3 separate regions of the Homo sapiens genome follow, and regions 2 and 3 are each linked to region 1. The links are chromatin loops, found by intact Hi-C in ENCODE. Cell type or tissue: PC-9. All regions are shown on one strand. Region 1 has its middle 39 kb from the start of MIR184. Region 2 overlaps CTSH (cathepsin H). Region 3 overlaps RASGRF1 (Ras protein specific guanine nucleotide releasing factor 1).

Region 1 (2,500 bases):
GGGTCCAGCCTGCCACTGAATCAGGAAAGCAGTTTGTTCATGCAGAACGTGTCACTGTTGGAAGTTTCTCTCTCATCATTAACTAATTTGCTGTGCTTTGCCACAGCCCTTGTTATCTATAACCATGGTAACAATGCAAAGAGCTGTACATGCATTTATTTTGGACTCTAAAAGCCCAAGCATGGTTTATTTCTGTCTCTTGGCTCCAAGGAGCTGGGTGGGTCTGGAGGCAGGGGCTGGAGCTAGGGGACTGGCCCTTAGTCCTGAGCCTATCAGGGAGTGACTTCAAACACACAGCTTCTCTTATGGGACCTCAGTTTCCCTAAGTGTAAGGTGAGGGGATTGGGGTTGATGGTCTTTGTGGAGTCTTCCAGTGATATCTTTCTATCAGTTAAAGAGTCATGTGTATTTAGGATCTAGAGGGAGAGTTCCCCAGCCCACCCCAGAGGCTGTGAGCCGGCTGTGAACATGGGGATGTAGGCAGTGGTGTGTGGCTGCTGCATCTGGCAGTCCCTTCTTTCTGCTAATTTGGTGTCCTCACTATATAATTATACTGTGAAATTCCCTGACTGAAGATAATTTTTTAAAATATCTTTCCCTGACTCCCACTACTCATTGCCCAGATTCGTGAATGGGGTAAGTGGGTGTTTGCAGCTTTTGGCGGAGAACAAGGATGTTATGCAACCTGCCCTTCTCAGAATTTCCCAGCACCACCTCCACGCTGGGCCCCAGAAGGGAAGAATAGGGCTTTTCTGATTGGAAGGATACAGATTTTGACTTCTCTCAGTCTCAATTTCCTCCTCTGTCAAGTGGGGAGAAAATTTTCTTTCATGTGGGGTAACATGAAGAGTATGAGACCATGAACTGCTCCTCTGACCATAGGGAATGTGATGAAAATGTGGGCTTTCTCCCTCCTCCTGTGATCTTGGGCTGGTAACTTCACTCCTCTGAGCCTCGGTTTCCTCATTTACAAGTGGAGTCAATCAAAGCTATCTTTCAGGAGTGTTGTGAGGGGGTTAAATAGGAATACCAGCAAAAACACCCTGTGTTGTCATTACTCAGCAATTGGTATTTATTATGACTGCCAGCAAAGGCACGATGTCCTGTTACACCCTGCAGGATCGTGTTATCTGGGCGTGTCTTCCAGCTGGCTGTGGGCTGCATTGCCAGTCCAGTAAGATATGGCCAGAACTGACAACTAATGGACCTGTCAGCTCCATGCAGAGCACTTCTTGAAGCTCCCCAGAGGCAGGTGCCGATGCCACATCGATAAGCCCCATTCCCCTGATGGGCGCCTGACATTTCCTGCCTGCATTCCCCTGTCTGCCTGGGTCAGTGGTCAGACTGAGTCACAGCCACTCCCTGCAGCCCTGGCTGCCCACTGACCCAGGGCACAGGGCAGGAGGCAGCTGTGCAGGGTCAGTCCACTGATAGGGTGCCCTATCTTTTATATTTTAAAACATTATAATTTTTTCTTCTTATTTAACATGCTTATTATTCTTTCTTACATAAGGAAGATACTTAGAATGCCTTTGATCATTATTTATCTATTGCATATGTCAACATGTATTTATTTAAACAGAGATAAAGACCTGGAAGGAACCACAAGAGAGTTAATAGTTGTTGCCAGTGGGGAGAGGGGTTGGGAGAGGGGTGAAGCATTCACTTCTTTATAGACTAAACAAAATGGTGGGATTACAAAGGTGCTTAATTTTGGTTTGAATGAATGCTGCTCAGCATATTTTATGTTAAAAATTTGTTTTTATGTTTAAAAATTTTTAGAAAAGGTAAATAATATGGATTGCTTTAGAATTAGACATAAAATCTCAAAATGTAAAGAGACAAATGATAAAAACACTTTTTAGCAGAAGAAACATCATCATTTTTTTTGTTTGTTTAAATTGGGCTAATCTGTACTGGGCACCTATGCCCAGGGATTAATGTGTCTATTCAAACTCCCCATGGAGGTGAATGTTTTTCTTGTTTATTCTTCTCATTTCACAGATGAGATGGTACAGCCTCTGACCTGGGTTCTTTACACGAATCCTCTTAGTTCATGCACGTTTCAGTTCTGGAAGGGGGGGCATTCTTTTGTTATTGTACACTCTGCATGAGATTTGTACTGTGGCTCTGTGGACCTGTCTCCTTGCGAAGGCCAGGCTGAACGCAGGCTTCATGAAGACTTAAGCACCTGCAATATCTGTAGCTCCCTTGGGGAAAGATGCTCTGCAACGCAGACCCCTGCGCTGGCCACCCCCATCCCTGTTCCAGAGAAAACACGAGGACTGGTCTGGTGGGAGGCAATGCTTCCTGTTTCAGGGGATGATCTCATCTTGAACCTGAGGGAGGTCTAGCCGGTGTTGATTCGTTTTAGCAGGGGGCCTCCTGCGATTTTCAGCCTTCCCTTGGGTCAGCATAAGGGCATTTGTCTTTTAAGACTAAGGTGAGCAAATTTTAAAAGGAGAAATTGAAAGCCTGTTCTCTGGTTGTCTACATGTCT
Region 2 (2,500 bases), 240 kb before region 1:
GCCCGCTCTTCCAGTTCTGCTGAGCGCTGTATCCCCAGGGCCTACACACAGCGGGTGCTCTGTGATATTTGTTGTATGAATGAGAAAAGGAAGTACTGTCCTGAACCAAAGCAAATAGACTCCTTTGAAAAACAGGCTGGATGTGGTGGCTCACACCTGTAATCCCAGCACTTTGGGAGGCCAAGGTGGGTGGATCACCTGAGGTCAGGGGTTCGAGACTAGCCTGGCCAACATGGTGAAACCCCCATCTCTACTAAAAATACAAAAATTAGCCAGGTGTGGTGGCGCACGCCTGTAATCCCAGCTCCCTGGGAGGCTGAGGCAGGAGAATGGGGTGAACCCGGGAGGCGGAGCTTGCAGTGAGCTGAGATCGCGCCACTGCACTCCAGCCTGGGCAACAGAGCGAGACTCCATCTCAAAAAAAGAAAAAATAAATAAATAAATAAATAAATAAATAAATAAAAAATAAAAACGGTGGGACCCCAGAGTGCCCAAATGTCAGACTCTTGTTATGGGTTGGGTTTCTAAGCTGTGGAGTGGAAACAGACCAAAAGTAAGGGGACACTGAGCATGATGGTGGATCTGAGAGCAGGCTACGACGTCACCCCTGGGTCCCCAGGACTTGGCTGCAGCACGGCTCCCTGCAGGAGGAAGAGCCAGCTCAGAGGGGCTGGGGTCTGGGAGAGGGATGTGCCCCAGGGAGGTGGAGGGGAGTCGAGGCACGGCACCCCAAGAGCCTGGCTTTATGCACACCATGTGCCAGGTGAGCAAAGACCACAGAAATGTCTCAGAGCACTGCATGAAGGGAGGGCTAGAGTCACTGTAGAAATGTCAGCAAATTCCTGGCAACCTGCTTTACAGTGGGCCAGGAAAGCAGGTCCAGGCAAGGTACAGCCCTTACACACAGCCACCTCACCCTCACAGGGCGCAATGAGCTTGGGAGGCTGGGACTTTAGTGAGTTCATCTAAAGGCCAACCCTGTATCTGTGTGTGGATCTCGGGTTTGGAGGATGATGTGTAATGGTGTGTTGCTCACTCTATTAAATTCTTTTGGCCACACTCCCAGAGGCCTTGGTGGCGGGTGAGGCCAACCGCACTGTGGAGAGCCAGGTGATACAGTGGAGAGAGGACAGAGGCCTGGACTCAGATTCCAGCTCTGCCCTGTCCTGGCTATGAGACCTGGCCATGTGAGGTGACCACCCCTGTACAACAGAGACCATTTTGCCATCGCCCAGGGCAGTGGTGGGTTATATCTGTGGCAGACCCAGCACACACTGGATCCTGTCGAAGCGGTCAGTGGGAAATGAGGAAGTTTTGGGCCCCTTCTGGTCAGAGACGTACCCTTGGCAGCCGTGATTATTGAAGTCCTGGGCGCAGTCCACCAGCTGCTGTTCCGCCTGGAAGAAGGACACAACCCAGTGACCTGCCAGCTGAGAAGCCGTCAAGGCTTTGGCGTGAGGCGCTAAGCCTCCCTGGCTGAGCCACATCTGAGGCCCCGTCAGTGCTGTGTCAAGGTGACCAAATTATAAACTCCCCAAGGGCAGGGACAGTTGCTGTATGTCCTGCAGTGCCAGCCCAGCAGCTGGCACATGTCGGGAGGGGCTCAGTAAGCAGGGGCAGCCAGGGAAGGTGAGAGGGGGCAAGGGCTGTTGGGTCCAAACCCCTGCCCCGTAGGTGTGCCCATACGATGCAGAGTGTGGGGTCCCACAGCGGTGTATAGGATGGGGGAAACAGGCCCAGCCAGAGACCCTACCCCCACCTGTCCACAACCCAGGGTCCTCATGGCATCACCAGGCCGGCTGTGCACTGTCCCTCCTTTCTCCACAGAGGCAGGGGCTAGGATAGTTCCTTCAGGGGCATCATCCGTCTCTTGTGGGCGAGGGGATGGATGCATAGGTCCCGGCTCTTCCCTCATGAAGACAACTGAGGCTGCTGGGAAGGGTGTAGCTCCTAGTTGGCTACCCACCAGGCAGGCTCCGCCTTTCTGAACCCCTCCGCCGGGAAGGCTCCAGGCTGTCAAGCTAAGGACCACCCAGATCCATCTAGGAATGAGCCCTTGGGCCGGTTCCTTAATAAACTCAGATCCTTCCCGGGAAAAGCATCAATTGAGATTCTCATGCCAGATGTCCACAAGGCTGGGGCATCTGGGTCCACCTGAAACAGCACCCTTAGCCAATGCTCCAGGGAAACCAAAGGCCCAGGCCTGGCCCACATCAGGATGGGGTGTCCTCCGCAGGGGGTCGCCTGTGGCTGATTTCTTACCAAGGACAGCATCTTTCCGGTTGCGATGGCGATCGCAGACTCCAGGGCCCCAGTGGTGGAGAAAGTCCAGCAACTGCCGCAGGCACCCTGGAAAGGCCAGGGGAGAGCAGAGGACATCAGTGATGGGGACGCCGTGAGACAGCCCTGCCTTCTGCCTTCCTCTGCTGACCCTGCCAGAGCTCCCGAGTCCCCAGGTGCCTTGGCAGTTTACCAAGCCCTGTTCCAGATCCATTCATTC
Region 3 (2,500 bases), 180 kb before region 1:
ACCATGTCCATTCCATGCTGTTGTGGAGAGAGACGGGACTAGGGTGAGGCAGTTGAGGTGTGGGGTACAAGTGCAGAAGGGCGAGTAGCTCCTTCGATTTTGCTCTCTGGGAACCTTGCTTGCCTTACACCAGTACCCCAGCTTGGCCATGGTCCTGAAGATCCTGGCCAGTACCAGTTAAGAGGACAAAGAAATTAAAGGCAAAAGGACCAGAAAACAGCAAATAGAACTGTGCCAGGGAGAGACGAGGAAAATCATTGTTGTGCCAGCACACATCCTGTGTATCAGAACCAAATGGTGGATTTGAACAGAGATGGCCAAATGCCAGGTCGTTACAAGGGCAGCTTCTGAAGTAGACCGTGTGCGTTCAAAATTGTACTCTGCTGTGTAATGTTGGGGATGAAATTTCCCCTCCTCAAGCCTCAGTTTCTTCATCCACAAAGTGGGCATGGCAGGATTAAATGAGATGATGCTTTTGAAGCACAGCGTCTAGCATGGGGTGAACACTCAGTGAATGCTCACTTCATATTCTTGTCTTTCACTTGCTCGACTCCTGGGCACACAGTGGGACAGGGAAGGGAGGGGACAGTGATTTGTTGCCTGGTGCTGTAAGGTGTGGTTGGATCAGGCCTCTGTCAGGTTATGTTTCCCGAGGCTTGGTCTCTGTCCCTCTTTCTCTCCTGAGAGGCACACGAGTCTCCTTTCTGCTGCTGTGCTCACTGCAGGAACCACTGGGTGCCCAGGCCTAGGAGGCCCCAAAGGGCTCCTCCCCTGAGCTGCAATCTCTGGGTCTTTCTTGTTTCTTCTAGGCTGCTGAGGATCCTCCCAGGATATGGTGTGCTGGCGGCTGGGGTTGGTAGGATGTGGCCCTGGCCAAGGTGGTCAGGGCAAGTGGAATCATGTGCTCCCACCACCGGCCCTCAAAGGCTCTTTCCTCGTGTTGATGATTAAACTCAGAAGAATGAGGATGCTGAGTGCAACTGTTCTCAGGGCTGTCACGAGGCTGGGAGTGGACCCGGCTCTGTGGTTCAGGGGTTGGAACTTGCACACATGTGGGGAAGTTGCTGGGAGGGAGTTTTTTTTTTTTTTTTTTCCTCACACAGCTGATTTGCACTGTGTAGCAATGGAAGCCATGAGCTACCACACACCAGTTAGGAGACCTCAGCATTTGCCCTTCCAGAGTCTTGGTTTCTTTGTACCTAAAAATGTGAGGACAGCCCCCATCTTTTAGTTGATGTGAGCTTTCAATGAGATTACTATGCACAAAAAGCTCAGTGCTAGGCACAAGGTAGGCACCCGGTTAGGGGGCAGTGGATATTCTTATTAAAGAACATTGCAAATGCTCCCTGTGGATGTGAATTGTGCCTCAGAAGGCTCTGGGACCTGTCTGCCCCCCAGTTCTCTGCTGCTCCCATGTTTCTCTGAGGAGGGATTCTGGGAGCTGGGGGTGTGTGATGCACCCATCTGAACTTAGTGTGCCAATCAGAGTCAGTCCAGGCCCTTTGAGCTGCTTATGCCAGGCCAGTTTGCAGGTCCAGTGCTTGGTCCCATCTCAACAGTTCTTCCCCAGGAAAGCTGGGGCTGGGAGGTCTAGAGAAGGGGGCTGGAGGAGCTGGATATTGGGCCATCCTGATCCTAGCCAGGGAGATTCAGGAGCCTTAGTCTCGCCCAGCACTGTGGCCTCCTAACATTAAAGAGAATGTTTAATTAAACATTCGCTCAGCACTGTGGCCTTCTAACATTAAAGAGAATGTTTAATTAAACATTCGCTCAGCACTGTGGCCTCCTAACATTAAAGAGAATTAAACATTCTCTTTAGTGTTATCCCAAAAGACCATCTTACCACAAGAAAGGCAAGAAGAGGGGCAGCGAGTGGGACATCATTGCCAGAGTAGCTGAAACAGCCAAAACCTTAGGAGATTCCGAGGGTTCTGGATAATGTATGAATTAGAGGGAAGCTGTCTGCCATTGTCCAGCCAAATATTGCTTGTTGCTAATACTGAGATGAGGTTTAAAAATAGGAAGCATAGCAAGGTCTTCATTCCTTTCCTTCTAATCCTTCATTCCCTTCTGTTCTCTTTGCCACAGACTCCGCAAAAACCCTGCTCCGAGGAGTAACCCCCACTTAGGAATCACAAGTTCTGGGTGAGGGCTCACAGCGAGCCAATGCTGGGCTGAATGTCTTTAGATGACCACGCAGTTAATCCTCCTATGACTGTTCCATGGTCAGCCCCACTTAATAGGAGAAGAGACTGAGACTGAGGTGAGGCAACCAGCCCGAGGCCACATGGCAAGGGGTGGCAGGGCTGGAGAGGACCCAGGAGTCTGGTTCCAGCCAGGTGTATAGCCCGTTCTCTACCCAGCCTCTTGAGCGTCTTGCCAAAGAAAAACCCCAGTGAGAGAGGCGCTCCCATCCATACTCACGTCATTGAAGTGCTTAGTGGTTTTCATGATATAAGGGGTCCTTTCATTCTTTTCCAGTTTCATCCATCCTTGTCCG

What was found. Peaks named below come from ENCODE experiments on the same cell type or tissue, not always from the same donor. Only the 100,000 strongest peaks of a DNase experiment are listed, where the experiment ranks them.
Region 2: it touches region 1 in a loop (8-fold over the local background); 4 of 110 quality-filtered maps call a loop at or near these places.
Region 3: it touches region 1 in a loop (5-fold over the local background); 3 of 110 quality-filtered maps call a loop at or near these places.

The regions. Positions count from the first base shown.
Region 1 is chr15:79,169,252-79,171,751 of GRCh38, forward strand. No RefSeq gene overlaps it. Among named protein-coding and RNA genes, the nearest start is that of MIR184, 39 kb to the right of the region's middle. In PC-9, no CTCF peak of the experiment used is centred here; a DNase peak (open chromatin) is centred at 1,200; H3K4me3 peaks cover 350 bases; H3K27ac peaks cover 1,987 bases.
Region 2 is chr15:78,930,110-78,932,609 of GRCh38, forward strand. CTSH (cathepsin H) reads right to left here. Exons shown (of 12, transcript NM_004390.5): 6 at 2,263-2,349; 7 at 1,342-1,397. Among named protein-coding and RNA genes, the nearest start is that of CTSH, 14 kb to the right of the region's middle. In PC-9, no CTCF peak of the experiment used is centred here; DNase peaks (open chromatin) are centred at 22 and 982; H3K27ac peaks cover 1,721 bases.
Region 3 is chr15:78,987,765-78,990,264 of GRCh38, forward strand. RASGRF1 (Ras protein specific guanine nucleotide releasing factor 1) reads right to left here. Exons shown (of 27, transcript NM_001145648.3): 22 at 2,425-2,500. Among named protein-coding and RNA genes, the nearest start is that of CTSH, 44 kb to the left of the region's middle. In PC-9, no CTCF peak of the experiment used is centred here; a DNase peak (open chromatin) is centred at 987; H3K27ac peaks cover 1,372 bases.